2 separate regions of the Homo sapiens genome follow, and region 1 is linked to region 2. Evidence: read pairs that join two places in POLR2A ChIA-PET (ENCODE). Cell type or tissue: CD4-positive, alpha-beta T cell. All regions are shown on one strand.

Region 1 (8,000 bases), 98 kb after region 2:
ATAGAACTTTCATTTGTATGCCTTCGTACAGCCTACGTAGCACTATACCATATTCTTTTTTTACCTTTGTTCAGCACCTTCTCACTAGTGGGTGCTGCATTGGGGTGGCTAAGGGTTGACCATGGGTCCCTGTCGCACAAGGCTTTGTGGGAGGAAGGAAATTTGTGTGGTTAAAACATGGGAGGTATTGCAACTCATTTTCTTGACTATTCACCAGGGGTGGTTTCCAAATCACATTTTGCCTTTCAATTCTCAGTCTTTGAAGCAATAAATTGTATATATATGTTACACACACACACACACACACACACACACGCTTATTAATAAAGTTGTTGGTGCAGGACAGGCTTATAAACTGTTAATTTAGATGTACATTAAAAGCTACTTTGTCTTGGCCAGGCACAGTGGCTCACACGTGTAATCCCAACACTTTGGGAGGCTAATGTAGGAGGATCTCTTGAGGCCAGCAGTTCCAGGCAACATATGAGGCCAACCTGGGCAACATAATGAGGCCCTGTTTCTACAAAAAAAAAAAAAAAAAAAAAAAAAAATACTAATTTTAAAAATCACTTAGTCTTGTGTCCCATACAAAGGAAGGATAACTTTTAGAACCTGGCCATATGATCCCTTTCCAGTAGTCACCTGCTTCTTTGTAAGATACTCTAGAGGAAAAACCCTTTCCATCCTTCTTGTCTCTTATCTCCTTGTATAATGGCAGAGAATATTTGCCATGGTATATTCATGAGCCGTGTCCTGGTGTGGGATTGCTCTTTGTGTGATACACTTTCTCAGTAAGGTAGGCTCACTGTGGCAGAAAGCGGGATTACCGTGGGAGATATATTGAGAATCACCAAGAGGCCGGTCATGGTGGCTCACTCCTATAATCCCAGTGCTTTGGGAAGCTGAGGTGAGGTGGATTGCTTGAGCCCAGGAGCTCAAGACCAGCCTGGGCAACATGGCAAAACCCTGCCTCTACAAAAAATGCAAAAATTAGCCGGGTATGGTGATGCACACCCGTAGACCCAGCTATTGGGGGTGCTGAGGTGGGAGGATGGCTTCAGCCCAGGAGGTTGACACTGCAGTGAGCCCTGATCATGCCACTGCACTCCAGCCTGGGTGACAGAGTGAGACCCTGTCTCAAAAAAACAAAAAGACAGAATCACTGAGAAAGCAAAACATAAGGTTTAAAACCTTTAAAAGGCAAGAAAACCTAGGTTTGCATCCTGGTTCTGCCATTTTACAATGTAAAAAAAAAAAAAAAGTCTCAGAGAGTTTAATTTACCCCAGGTAATTTGGGTGACCTTCTGCAAATTACGTACCTTTTTTTCATTGTAACATAGATGTAATTAGTATCTACCTTGTGTGGTTATTTCAAAGGTTAGTGATAAAAATGCCTGGTGCATGTAAAGCAGTCAGTAACTTGCTGCTGTAGTAATTTCTGTTATTATTATATATATTCAACAAACACGTGTTGAACACCCACTAACACCCACTGCAGTGCCATATGTGGGCACAATTCTAGGTGCTGAATGAACTGGTGACTAAGACCATCAAGGTCCTTGGCCTTGCCCTCATGGAGCTTCTATTTTAATACCTAAGACGGACAGTAAGAAACAGGGATTTTAGAGAGTGAAGGACACTGAACTGGGTGAATGTAATAGATAACTGGGGGGTGGGAGGGTACCTAATTTAGAGACATTTCCCAGAGAAGCTGGTGATATTTTAGTAAGAAACCTGGATGATGAGGAAAGAGCCTGCCATGAAACAGTAGAATAGTGGAAGCCAGTGGGGTGGCGGTTGCGGGGGATGGCAAAGCGGAGCTTGTGGGGAGAACCCAGCAGAGGACTGGTAAGTGGAAAGGCAGAAAAGAGCTTGGCTTATAGAAGGAAGGAGGCCCAGTATGGCTGGAGCTTGGTGAGCCTGGAGAAGAGCGGAGGGGCCAAAGGAGCAGTTCGTGGAGGACTTTGTAGCCATGGTAAGGAATCTGGATTTTTTATTCTAAGTACAGGCACACTTTGTTTTATTATGCTTCACTTTATTGCACTTTGCAGATACTTCACTTTCTGCAAGTTGAAAGCTTGCGGCACCCATGTGTCTAGCAAGTCTGTCAGTGCCATTTTTCCAATAGCATGTGCCTACTTCATATCTCTGTGTCACACCTTGGTAACTCTTACAATATTTCGAACTTTTTCATTATATCTGTCGTGGTGATCTGTGATCGGTGATCTTTGGTGTTACTACTGTGATTGTTGGTGCCTGGTAAGATGGTGGCATCCAGGTGGCGGTCTTAAGACCAGATCAGTATGGTGTTGGTGGTCTTAAGACCAGATCAGTATGGTGTTGGCAGATCAGTATGGTGCCGCTAGGCAGGCACTGACTAGCTCCAGGCAGCTCAACCTTGGGAGCTTCGGGGCCCCGAGAGGTGGAGCCTGTGAGTGGGGCATGCACTCCATGTGGAAGCCAGAGCCTCCTCCCCTGGATGGAGTGTACGAGATCCCTGGACCGGAGCCCATCCCCTCTGTGAGAGAGATGTACTTCACGCCCGGGCTGCCACCGCTGATCTTCCTGCCCTGGGACCCTGGGTAGAAACACCCAAAATTCTGTTCACCCCGTTCACGACCCTGGGACCCTGGCTCGAAGCACCCAAAGTTCTGCTGCTCAAGCTCCATTCACGAGCAGCCACCATACAAAGACCAGGCCTGCTATGTCTTTCACCAGCGTTGCCGCCTTCTCAGGGGTGTCAAGCAGGCCCTCTGGCTTACCGAGGCCAAGTTAATAAAATGCCTTCCTGAGAAAGTACTTGGCCTTGTTGATGATACAAGGAACCACATAGAGAACCAAGATGAGCGTCTTCTGAATTTGATCTCTCATGCCTGTCTCTGGCACTGTACTGAGTACGGCCCCAGGAGAGAGGCCTGCTGTCTGGTCATTGTGGACAGTCTGATAAAGTTGTGTAAGTCTCAGATTCTCAGGCATCCTTCTCTGGCCAGGCAGATTTGTGCCCAAAACTCCACGTTATCCACCACCTGGAATTGTGTCTGTTCTTCAGGGTCATGGTTCTAGTGGAGCCGGCTGAGTGCCAAGGATCCTCTGCCCCCGCCATCTCCTCCAGAGAAGAGGTTGAAGCTACTAAAAATCATGTTCTCGAGGCCTTCTGTCCCCTCTCCCCACTACTGATCTTCAGGAATGCAATGTTTCTGATGTGAAAGATGACACAGGATTCTGGGAGGGCTATCCTTACCCCTATCTCCATATCCTGCACTTCCTGGAGAAAGCCGATTTGCAACCACATAGCCTTCAACCAGATCAGCTGTGGGCCAAGATGATCCTGTTTGCTTTTGGCATTGCCCTGGCTCAGGCCCAGCTCCTCTGTGGCAATGACACCAAGATCTCGGAGCAGCCCGTGGTTGTGCAGAGTACATGCACAGACGGACGTGCATTCCATTTCCTGGTGTTACAGTAGAACACCACAGACCTGGCCTCTTAACAAGTGTGGCAAGAGTTTGGTCTGGGTGGAATCATGCCAGCTACTCTCTCAGCATTTTTGGTGTCTCCCAGTGATAAAAAAGAAGGTGGGACCGGGCCCAGTGGCTCGCACCTGTAATCCCAACACTGGGAGTCTGAGGTGGGTGGATCACGAGGTCAGGAGATCGAGACCATCCTGGCTAACGTGGTGAAACCCCGTCTTTACTAAAAATACAAAAAATTAGCTGGGCGTAGTGGCGGGCGCCTGTAGTCCCAGCTACTCTACTCAGGAGGCTGAGGCAGGAGAATGGCATGAACCCGGGAGGCGGAGCTTGCCGTGAGCCGAGATTGCGCCACTGCACTCCAGCCTGGGTGACAGAGCGAGACTCCGTCTCAAAAAAAAAAAACAACAAAAAATTAGCCAGGCATGGTGGCACGTGCCTGTAATCCCAGCTACTCAGGAGATGGAGGCAGGAGAATTGCTTGAACCTGGGAGATAGAGGTTGCAGTGAGCCAAGATCGCGCCACTGCACTCCAGTCTGGGCGACGGAGCGAGACTCCGTCTCAAAAAAAAAAAAAAAAAAAAAAAAAGAGGGTGGTTGTGGAATGCGTTGGGCTGACTGGTTTCCAGTGGGAGACATCCAGGAAGTTTTTAGCTCTGTATTTACATGGTGCTACGTGAGCCAAGGACCATTCTGAGGCCCGAAACCCACCTTTGCCTTCTCCCACTGAAGAGGGCCTGGGGTCCCCCTGGAGCCTCAGTGCTCATCTAGCCTGGTGGTCTCACTGACAATAAAGAGCCCTTGCATTGCAAAGGAAAAAAAAACTATTATAATTGTTTTGGGGTGCCACAAATTATGCCACTATAAGAAGTTGAGCTTAATTGATAAATGTCATGTGTATTCCAACTGCTCCACCGACTGGCCATTCCTCTCTCTCTCTCTCTCTCTCTCTCTCTCACTCTCTCCCTCCCTCCCTCCCTCCCTCCCTGTCCCTCTTCCTCTCCCACCTCCCCACTCCCTCTTTGGGCCTCCCTATTCCCTGAGACACAACAATATTGAAATTAAGCTGATTAATAACCCTACAATCGTCTCTAAGTGTTCAAGTGAAAGAACAGTGACACACAACAATATTGAAATTAGGCTGATTAATAACCCTACAGTGATCTCTAAGTGTTCAGGTGAAAGGAAGAGTCACATGTCTCTCACTTTAAATCAAAAGCTAGAATTGATTTTACTTAATGAGGAAGGCATATCAAAAGCTGAGATAGGCTGAAAAGCTAGGCCTCTTGTGCCAGTTAACCAAGTTGCGAATGCAGAAGAAAAGTTCTTGAAGGTAATTAAAAATGCTACTTCAGTGAACACACGAATGATAAGAAAGCAAAACAGCCTTATTGCTGAGATGGAGAAAGTTATAGTAGTCTGGATAGATCAAACCAGCCACAGCATGCCCCTAAGCCAAAGCCTAATCCAGAGTGAGGCCCTAACTCGCCTCATTTCTGTGAAGACAGAGAGGTGAGGAAGCTGCGGAAGAAAAGTTGGTTCATGAGGTTTAAGGAAATAAGCTGTCTCTGTAACATAAAAGTGCAAAGTGAAGCAGCAAGTACTAGTGGAGAAGCTGCAGCAAGTCATCCAGAAGATCTAGCTAATGCCAGGCATGGTGGCTCGTAATTGATCATGGTGTCTATAATCCCACCACTCTGGGAGGCCAGGGCAGGAGGATTGCTTGAGCTTAGGAGTTTGATACCAGCCTGGGCAACATGGTGAAACCCCGTCTTTGCAAAAAATACAAAAAATTAGCCAGGCACAGTGGCACCTGCCTGTAGTCCCAGCCACTCGGGAGGCTGAGGTGGGAGAATTGCTTACACCTGGAAGGCGGAGGTTGCAGTGAGCGAGATCATGACACTGCACTCCAGCCTAGGTAACAGAGACAGACCTTGTCTCAAAACAAAAAAGCAATAAAAGATCTAGCTAAGATAATTAAAGAAAATGGCTATAATAAACAGATTTTTCAGTGTAGATGAAACAGCCTTCTATTGGAAGAAGATGTCATCTAGAACTTTGATAGCTAGAGAGAAGTCAGTGCCTGGCTGACTCTTGTTAGGGGCCAATGCAGCTGACAACTTTACGTTGAAGCCAGTGCCCATTTACCATTCTGAAAATCCTAGGGCCCTTAAGAATGATGCTAAGAAACTGCAAAGTTTTTGTCCTGAGTAACCAGATGGATGGTGGTAGGCAGTAAGACTGGTTTACCATCTTTGAGATGGGGAAACTGTGGGGACTGGCAGAGGAGTAGATTTTGTGTCAGAAGGGATTTGGGACATATAAAATTGGTGGTGGCTATAGGACATTCAAATTTAAAGCCAGGATAGCCAAAACTCCTATATTTTTTAGATTTATTACTTGTTCTCTTTTGTCATTGTTGCAACTTTTTCCTGTCACATCGAAACTTGGGAAATCAGAATCTTTGTATTTTAAAGTTGTGATGTAAAACTCTCCTGGCAGATGAATGGTAAATGTGGGGACATTAAAATACAGTGTTATGAATTTGCTGGCTTCAGCAAGAGTGCTTATCCCATTTTCCACCTTTCCTACCAACATGTATCACAGATTTCAGAAAAATTCTGAACTTCATCCGTCCTGTACTAACTTGGCCTCGACATAAAGGATTAATGAATATGAATGTCCTCCCTTGGCAAGAGTTTAAAATTCTGAGAGGCTCTACTATATTTACTAAAGATTTTCTAGGGCTTCTCGAGGCCCTCAAATGTGCTAGGTATACAATAAATATTTACTCATTTTTAATTTTGCTTTTATTTAGTATCTTTGTGCTGTGACTTTCATGAACATTATTTTTTTTCCTAGAAAGTTTAGTACCTTTGATGTATTAAGATTACTGTTATTTACACTGTTTCCTTTTTACTTGTAATCTTGTTTTGTTTCTTTGCATTGGTGGGTGGTAGAAGAAAAAGACACTGTTATGAGGTCACATTCAGTATAGACAAGGAAAGAAAATAAAAGTAGGTGCAGGAAATTAAGTTTTATAAGTTTTAATTATCTTTTTCTTTACTTCCTAAAAGCCAGCTAACCCAGTTTTATTAATTACAACTTTTGCAAATGTAAGCTTTTCTAGCTTTGGTTTCTTTTATGTCAGTTATCTATTGCTGCATTAATAAATTACCCCCAAGTCAGAAGTGAAAAACAACAACTGTTTATTATCTCACACAGTTTCTGAGGCTAGTAGTCCAGAAGTGGCTTAGCTGGGTAGTCCTGGCTGAGGGTCTCTCGTGAGGCAGCAGTCAGACTGTCAGCCAGGTCTGCAGTCATCTGAAGGTTTCCCCAGGGTTGGAGGATCTTCTCAGATGGCTCTCTCACAGGTGTTGTCAAGAGACCTCATTTCCTCACTGGCTGTGGCGGGAGATCTGTTTCTTTCTGTAGAGATATGGTTTGGCTGTATTCCCACCCAAATCTTATCTTGAATTCCCATGTGTTGTGGGAGGGACCTGGTGGGAGGTAATTGAATCATGGGGGCAGGTCTTTCTCTGCTGTTCTTGTGATAGTGAATAAGTCTTATGAGATCTGATGGTTTTATAAAGGGGAGGTTCCCTGCCCGCACCTTCTTCTCGTTTGTCTGCCGCCATGTGAGACATGCCTTTCACCTTCCACCATGATTGTGAGTCCTCCCTAGCCACGTAGAACTGTAAGTCTATTAAACCTCTTTCTTTTGTAAATTGCCCAGTCGTGGGTATGCCTTTATCAGGAGTGTGAAACAGACTAATACTCTTACCACTTGAGCCTCTCTGCAGGGCTACCTGAATGGCCTCCTGCCACAGTCATGTGCTTCCCTGGGGCGAGTGAGTGAGAGAGAGGCAAGAGAAGGAGTTGGGGGTGTTCCATTATTGACTAGGATTTTCTTCCAAATTCCTGTCAAAAGTCTTCCAAGCTTAGATGTTGGCAGTTATTCCTCAAATGAGGAATGTTTGTGTCACAGGTATATCAAATATATATCTCACTGCTCTGTTTCTGTGTCTTTCTCTTCCAAAATCATTTTCATTTCAATACTAAATAATAATGCAGTCATTTGAAGACGTTTTCAATGGTGTTGTCTTTGTCCATTGCATGCTTCCATAATACAGTACCACAGACTGGGTAATTTTTAAAGAACAGACATTTATTTCTCACAGTTTTGGAGCCTGGGAAGTCCGTGATCAAAGAACCAGCTTCTGATGAAGGTTTTCTTGCTGTGTCCTCACATGGCAAAAGAGAGAGAACCTACCTGCAAACCCCGTTATTACAGCGGCATTAATTCATTCGTGAGGGTAGAGCCTCCCGCTAGGCCCTACCTCCCAACATTGTTACATTGGGGATTCAGTTTCCAGCACATGAATTTGGGGGCACATATTCAGACAATAGCAGACATTGCAACTTAACACGTCTGTTACTAACAGTGCACGTAACTTGACTGAAGTGGCAGCCATATGAGCATTTATGACCAAACATTTCCATGAGCTAACACTGAGAACTACCCTGTGGCTG
Region 2 (8,000 bases):
GTAATCCCAGCTACTTGGGAGGCTGAGGCAGGAGAGTCGCTTGAACCCAGGGGCGGAGATTGCAGTGAGCTGAGATTGCACCACTGCACTCCAACCTGGGCGACAGAGCGAGGCTCCATCTAAAAAAAAAAAAAAAAAAAAAAGATTTGGAATTATCTCTGGAATTTAGATACTATACAACCACTATCTTGCACCACAGGCATTCCATTTTATTATGCATTCCACTTTCCAGTGAAAGAAAACAAGATCTGGAAACACGAGGTCTGTAGTGTCTTCACCCCTTCAGCCAGGAATGCAGGGGGAGGGAGGCCTCTGAAGCTCCCCCTCCAGTGGCTGCGAATGTTTTGAGCCTTCCCTCCCATTGCAGCAGGGAGGGGGAAGAGGGCTCCACTCAATAAATAATCACATGATGACATCCGTGTCCTTTCCTTGGCCATAGCACCAGGTGAAAGTCATCATTATTTTCTTAAGCCAAGTGTCTGTATTTTATTAGCTGCCTAACAACTGCTATCAATAATCATTTTTATAACTGAAGGAATAGGAAAGACTTTGGTCTTTCCCAAGCCCCAAAACTATGTTTGTCCTGGAGATGGAAGAATTCTCTGAATTTCTTGATCATATTTTCTATAAGTAACTTGATACCTTTCAAAACAATGAGGAGATTCCTCATACATTTACCAATTTATTCAGTTATTTATTCAACAGATTGATTGAACCACACACCTAAAGAGCCGAAACGGACCTCAGAGCTGTGTCTCTCCCAGGCCGGTTCTCACCCACCTGCCTTCTTCCCCGGTTCTGCTCTCTATCACCAGGGCTGACCCCTGAGGCTGCAACACCCGGCTCCCATGACTGCTGGCTTCTTGCTGTGTTTGACCAAAGAGAGACAGTAGATTGGGGGCTGGGAAGGGAAGAAGGAAGAAACCATCTCTTTCATAGTTCCAGGTCCCATGGGACAGCCTACCAGAGGTCCAGTTTCTGCTCTGTGGCCTGTGACCTGGAACTGGGAGTCTTGACTCCTCCCTTTGTCTCTGCTGCCCAGGAGATAGTGGCTCTGAGTGACCTCACTGTTCCCTGTTGGCTCAATCATCTGTGCAACCCTGCACTAAATGCTTCAAAATGGTTTTTGTCTTCCTGATTAGACCCTAACAGATACAGGAATTGGAACTATCTTACAGATGTTGGAACTGAGGCCCAGAGAAGATGTGACACGTCTTAAGTTATACGGCCAAAAAAATGGTAGGAAATGTCTACCATGTATAAAGCATTGTGTTAGCCACTATGTGGATGATAAAGATGTGAAATTCCTAGGCTCTTTTCTCAGGAGCCTCCCATCCAGTAAGGGAAATGACTTGTCTATACAAACAGCTATAATACAGGACAGTGTGTGCCAGGCACCATTAACAAGCGTGCCAGTTATAAGGATTCAGGTGTTGGGGGCATGCAAGATAATGAAGGGAGGTTTCCTGGGGAGCTCAACAGCTGAAGCAGACCAGGAAATACAGGGTAGGATTTTGGCAGGAAAGATGGTGTGTGCCTGTGGTTGGTGGAGGGGTGATCATTCTAGGCAGAAGGAATAGCCTAAATGTGGAAGGAGGCAGGAAAGCTTCAGGCCCTCCCAGGAAACAATAAGCCATTTTTAATTTGGAACTTGGGGAAGTGGTAGGTGGGAAGGTAGAGTAACTGCGTTGTTCACTGTTTAAACAGGACACTTCAGAGAATGAAAAGGGACTCTCTTAATACACCAAAGCAACAGGCAGAGACTGGGGCCATGCTAGGGAAAGTGAGGCTGGCCCAGGTGGATCAGGAGATATGGTCACCTGCCAAGAGGTGGCTGAGCCCAGATCGTGGAAGGTTTTCCATCCCATACTAAGGGGTTTAGACCTCAGGTTCCAGTTCACTGGGAAGCAAATAAAATAGTCATGTAGGAAGGGATGGAAAATAATTCTGTAAGACGCTAACTGCATTTCATACCACAGACCGGGGATGAGGAGCAAATGTTCTTGCTCTCCATATCTGATGTGACCTGTGGCCCCCAATGAGCAGGAACACCCCGTTCTCCCATGTGTCCTGCTGGACCTGCAACTATACATGCTTAGCACACTGCATGGGACTTGAGAAGGGAAACAAGAAATTAGTAGAAGACATGGTTCCTTCCCCAGGGATGAGACTTTTGGGTATTAAACAGGGAGCAGTACACAATTTGCAAAATCCAGTGTCATTGAATTCCAAAAGGCACAGCCAAGGCAGCCAGCACTTCTGGTGGTTAGGACAGGAGAGGTCACAGGGGCCTGGGCCTTCAGGAAATGAAGCCAGGAGCACAGAACTCGAGCCCCGCAGGGAAGAATTACATTTTGGCTGGGTGGAAAGAGGGGAGGGCATTCCTGGCAGATGCACCGGAGCTGGAATGATCAGGTCATGTGTAAGGGACAATAAAGCAATGAGCTGATGTGGGATTCGCAGGAGGTAGGGCTGGGGGAGAGGGCCCTGAAGAACTGGGGCAGTGGGTGGGGAGGAGCTCCGGTGTGGAGGGTGCGGAATTCTGTCCAGGGGCACTATGTGTGTGTGAACTGCAGGGGAAAGTTTACTTTTCTTCTTCACCCGAGGACAATTCGAAGCCGATTGCAGAGGCAGTTGGCAAAGTCAGTACTGCATAGTGGTTAAGGGACAGACTTAGCAGCGAATGTGCCTGGGTTCACATGCCGGCCCATCTGCTCCGCAGCGTTGGAGAAGCCACTTGACAGCTCTGGACAATAGCTGAACCTCCATCAACCCGGTGACATGAGGATTAAGGGATTAACTCCTATAAAGTGCTGAAAGCAAAGCCTGGCACACAGTAAGACTAAATCAATAGTTCTCAGCCCTGGCTGAACGTTCAAGTGACTTGGAGCGCTTCGTAAAAATACCAGGGCCGGAGGATTTTAGGGCGGGGAGACTACTGCTGATTCTGCAGAGGTAGATACATGTCAGGACACCTTTGTCCAAACCTGTAGAACGGACACCAAGAGTGAACCCTCATGTAAACTATGGACTTGGGGTGATGATATGTCAGTGTGGATTCATGGATTGTAACAAATGTACCATGCCGGACAGAGGGTATGTGGGAACTATCTGTGTCTTATGCTCAATTTTGCTGTGACCCCAAAACTGCTCTAAAATTAAAGTCTATTTAAAAAGAAAAAAAGGGGCTGGGTGCAGGGGCTCACGCCTGTAGTCCCAGCACTTTGGGAGGCCAAGGCAGGTGGATCATGAGGTCAGGAGTTCAAGACCAGCCTGGCCAACATGGTGAAACCCCATCTCTACTAAAAATACAAAAATTAGCAGAGCGTTGTGGCATGCGCCTGTAATCCCAGCTACTTGGGTGGCTGAGGCAGAAGAATCGCTTGAACCTGGGAGGTGGAGGTTGCAATGAGCTGAGATTTCCCCATTGTACTCCAGCCTGGGTGACAGGAAGGGACTCTGTCTCAAAAAAAAAAAAAAAAAAAAAAAGGCAAAAAAGACCGGGTGCAGTGGCTCACACCTGTAATCCCAGCACTTTGGGAGGCCAAGGCGGGTGGATCACCTGAGGTCAAGAGTTTAACACCAGCCTGGCCAACATGGTGAAACCTCATCTCTACTAAAAATACAAAAATTAGCCAGGCGTGGTGGTGCATGCCTGTAATCCCAGCTACTTGGGAGGCTGAGGCATGAGAATTGTTTGAACCTGGGAGGCAGAGGTTGCAGTGAGCCGAGATCGCACCATTGCACTCCAGCCTGGGCAACAGAGCAAAAACTCCATCTCAAAAATAAATAAATAAAAATAATAAAAGGAAAAAAATACCAGTGCCAGGGCCCACCTCTTCCCCCAACCAAAAAAAAAAAAAAAAGCACAATTAAGCAGCATAATGGGGTGAAACCTTCACCATCAGTTTTTTTTTTAAGGTTTCTAGGCTATTCCTTTGGGCAGCCAGCACTCAGAAGCACTGAACTAAATAAATGGACATGGACTCTTGTACAATAGCGAACACGTCAGGGAACAGGCATGTTCATGGTAGAGCCAGGATCTTTTCCTGGGGATGCATGGGGAGCGGTTTCCTGGCTTCCACTTGGCGCAGAAGCTCTGCCCTTTTGACAGCTTTCTGAGCCTCTGGGAGCAACGCAGACCCACCAGAGATTCTTTGAACAAGAAGTGGGCAAACTGATTTCAGAAAGGAAAAAAATCCTATGGCATTACTACCACCACGCTTAGTTAATAGATGACTGACCCTTCTTATTAAAAGAAAACTCAAAGTTATCCAGAAACAATTTCCACCCCCAGCACCTAATAGGTCACCAAGCGAGCATAATGTCCCAGAAATCTTAAGGAGCATTGTGACAATATACCAAAACAATCTTAAGTTTAAACTGTAAATCTATTCTCTGAAAGGCCCATCATCTTGGGAGCAGGACTAAGATGAATGCTCCATCAGACAAGCCATGGCCGGCAGCCCCAGCTCTCAGCAGCACAAATGTCCCTAGCCACAGAGGCCCAGAGCTCTGCTAATTCATCAAACACCCAGCACGCCCCAAGCCAAACTGTGGATGTCCTTATCCAAACCTGCTTCTTGTCTCCACAAAACTGCAATTCCATTCTACCAATTGCTCAGTGCAAAAATCCTGGAGTCCGTCTTTCACTCCCCTTTCACGTCCAGCATCCAGTCCAACAGCAGCTCCTGTCAGACACACTCAGAACCTGGCCGCTTCCTCCCACCTTCTGCAGGACCGTCCTGGGTGGAGGCACCACCGTCTCATCTGAATTACCGCGATGGTTGCTTGCAGTCCCCATCTGTGCCCTGAGTCTTCTCCAGAGGATACATTCACATCACTGAGATAAGAGTCATCCTTTTACACTTAGCCAGAAAATGTCATCACATCTCTGTTCAGAAACCCTCTTATGTGTCTCCATCTCACTCCAAATCAAATCCAAAGTCATGACCATGTGCCATGGCCTACAAGCAATGAGCTGACGTGGGAGTCACAGAAGGTGAAGAGAACCTGCCTTCCCCAGGTAATAACCACATCACCTCCCGCTCTGTACTTTCACCCCTGTGCTCAGAGCCCCTCACCAGAGAGACCTTCCCACCGTCATGCGCCTTCCCTCCCTCGTGCTGCTTTATCTTTTTTCACCTGACCCATTACATAGTTCCTGGTGTGTTAAATGTCTGGCTCCTCTTGCGATCCCTTTCCCATGAGATCAGGGACTCCAGTATTTGCTGCTGTAACCTTAGGGTCTAGAACAGTCCCCGGCATATAGTAGGCCCTCCATGAATCCTTATTTTTGAATGAAGTCCTTATGATCACTCCTTTTTGAATTATATTCCAGGATACATCTTAATAGATTTTGTTTGGGAGGATGGCACTGGTAGGATGAGATGCAGTGATTAACATAATGGACTCCGGGGCCCTGGGAAACAGAATTTTGGGGTTCTAACCCTAGCTTTGTTCCTAACCCATTGTGTTACTTTGGATGGGTCCTGTGATCTCTCTGGGCCTTGGGTGACCTATAGGGTGTAGGCAGTGGACTAGACCAGTTGGATTTGACCAATTAAAACAGAATTTTTTAGGGGTGGGATATAAGCATCAATACTTTTTTAAAGTTCCCCAGAGGTAATGTATAGCCAGGAGTGGGCTAAGCCTAAGCCTTACAGCAGGGTTTCTCCTGTGTTAAAAATGCACACGAATCACTTGGGATGTCATTAAAATGCAGGTTCTGATTGGCTGGTCTGGAGAGGGAGCTGGGATTTTGCCATTCTAACAAGCTCCCAGGGGATGCTGATGCTGGTGGTCCAAGACCAGGCTCTGAGCGGCAACATCTTGAAGTCACTTCCAGCTTGGTGACTCCAACGTTTCCATCAAGGGTAAAGGTCCCCTTATTAAATTCTCAGGAAAACATCAGCTGTCACTCCACTAGCTGCTCAATTTGATCTGAGTTCCCTACTCAATGACTGGCAAGCTGCCCCCGCATGCACTGTGTGGCTGTTAAGAGTTGGTTTTCCTTCTTAAAAAATGAATTGCTGGACCCAGAAAGGGGGAATGAGCAAAACCAGGTCTGAGAATTTCTCTCCCAAAAGCAGGCTCAGAGACCTGTAGTCAGGGAAGAAGCCCGTCACAAGTCAGTGGCTTCCCTTCGTCTGCCGTTCTGTTGTCAGGGCCTCGGTGCTGGCTGTGTCCTGTGTCCCTCTCTATCTCCTTGATCTGACCATCTCATGATGCCTCTGCCTGGCTGCCACCTCCTGGTGCCCACTGGTGAGCCGAGGCAGCCACTAGCAGGCAGACGGGCAAGCAGGGCACCCTGCACAGGGCCAAGGGAGCAGCCTCATTAGGGCTGTCAAGGAGCAGCTCCAACAGGAGAAGAATCTCCATCTGGCTGCTGCAGCAGCCGCCGCAGGGAATGGGAAGTGACAAGGACAGAAAGGGAGCAGTCACTGACACCCTGCAGTTCAAATGGTGACCAGAGCTACTGACAACAGGGCCTTCTCCTACAGCAGCTGTGGGAGGCCTGTTAGATTATTCTGCTCACCCAGTCCCCTAAGGATTCAGCAACAGAGCCTCTGACCACCAACAAGCCACAGTTCATTCAAATCATTTCCCCCAGTTCAGATGGCTGTATGTGGAATGGCTCTTTTGCCTGCTGCCCTTGAGGCAAGACTCAGTGAAGAACAGAACCCCTGGATGCGTTGTGTTAATTCCTCCCACAAATCTTTTGTTTGTTTGTTTGCTTTTGAGACAGGGTCTCATTTTGTTACCCAGACTGGAGTGCAGTGGTATGATCATGGCTCACTGCAGCCTCAACCCCCCAGGCCCAACCAGTTCTCCTACCTCAGCCTCCCAAGAAGCTGGGGCCTCAGGTGTGTGCCACCACCCCAAGCTAATTAAAAAAAAACAAAATTGGCCCGGTGCAGTGGCTCATGCCTGTAATCCCAGCACTTTGAGAGGCCGAGGCAGGTGGATCACTTGAGGTCAAGAGTTTGAGACCAGCCTGGGCAACATGGTGAAACCCCGTCTCTACTAAAATACAAAAAAATTTAGTCAGGTGTGGTGGTGGGGACCTGTAATCCCAGCTACTCAGGAGGCTGAGGCAGGAGAATTGCTTGAACCTGGGAGGTGGAGGTTGCAGTGAGCTGAGATTGTGCCACTGCATTCCAGCCTGGGTGACAGAGTGAGACTCCAACTCGAAAGAAAAAACAAAAACAAAGAATGGCTGTGTCTAACAATACACAGGAGATCTCAGGGCAGAAAGAATGAGCATTTACTTAGCATTTGTTGAGTACCAGCACTGTTCAAAAAGTTTCCTTATGTGTATTATCTCATTTAATCTTCACCCAACCCTGCAAAGTAGATACTGTAATCATTCCCATTTTACAGATACGGAAATCGTGGCAGACAGAGGTTAAGCAACCTGCCCAAGTAAGAGATGAGGCCAAGAATTGGACCTGGGTAGTCTGGCTTGAGAGCTGAGTATCTACTTATGATACTTAGTGTGTCTACTTACACTCTCACAGAGTGCTGCAGATTTCTGATTCTGAACCAGTGGGTCCCTGTCCACCCCCACTGGCTCATCTTAGTCTGGCCCTGTATATAGCCAGAACACTTCCATATTTGGAGCTGTGCTAGCTACTGAATTATGTCCCCCACCAAGTCATATGTTGAAGCCCTAACCCACAATGTGATGGTATTTGGAGGCAGGGCCTCTGGGAGGTGATATGGTTTAGATGAGGTCACAAGGGTGGGGCCCTCATGACAGGATTAGTGCCCTTAGAAGAGATACCAGAGAGCTTGCACTCTCTCTCTTTCTCTCTGTCCCATGTGAGAACATAGTGAGAAGGCAGCTTCTGCAAACCAGGAAGAGGGCCCTTACCAGAACCTAACCATGCTGGCACCTCAATCTTGGACCTCCAGCCTCCAGGACGGTGAGAAAGAAACTTCTGTTGTTTAGGCCACCCACACTATGGTATTTTGGTAGGGTAGCTCAAGCTGACTAT

The links. ChIA-PET counts read pairs that join two places held together with the same protein. Peaks named below come from ENCODE experiments on the same cell type or tissue, not always from the same donor. Only the 100,000 strongest peaks of a DNase experiment are listed, where the experiment ranks them.
Region 1: POLR2A ChIA-PET joins it to region 2 with 5 read pairs; 6 of 35 experiments call an interaction of 5 or more read pairs at or near these places.

Annotation. Positions count from the first base shown.
Region 1 is chr18:58,688,013-58,696,012 of GRCh38, forward strand. All of the region lies in intron 2 of MALT1 (MALT1 paracaspase), which reads left to right. The region is part of intron 2 of LOC105372146 (a long non-coding RNA gene); the gene reads right to left. It also overlaps the pseudogene MRPL37P1. Among named protein-coding and RNA genes, the nearest start is that of MALT1-AS1, 20 kb to the left of the region's middle. In CD4-positive, alpha-beta T cell, no CTCF peak of the experiment used is centred here; DNase peaks (open chromatin) are centred at 109 and 4,989; H3K4me3 peaks cover 527 bases; H3K27ac peaks cover 2,395 bases.
Region 2 is chr18:58,590,098-58,598,097 of GRCh38, forward strand. All of the region lies in intron 3 of ALPK2 (alpha kinase 2), which reads right to left. Among named protein-coding and RNA genes, the nearest start is that of SNORA108, 6.5 kb to the right of the region's middle. In CD4-positive, alpha-beta T cell, no CTCF peak of the experiment used is centred here; no DNase peak of the experiment used is centred here.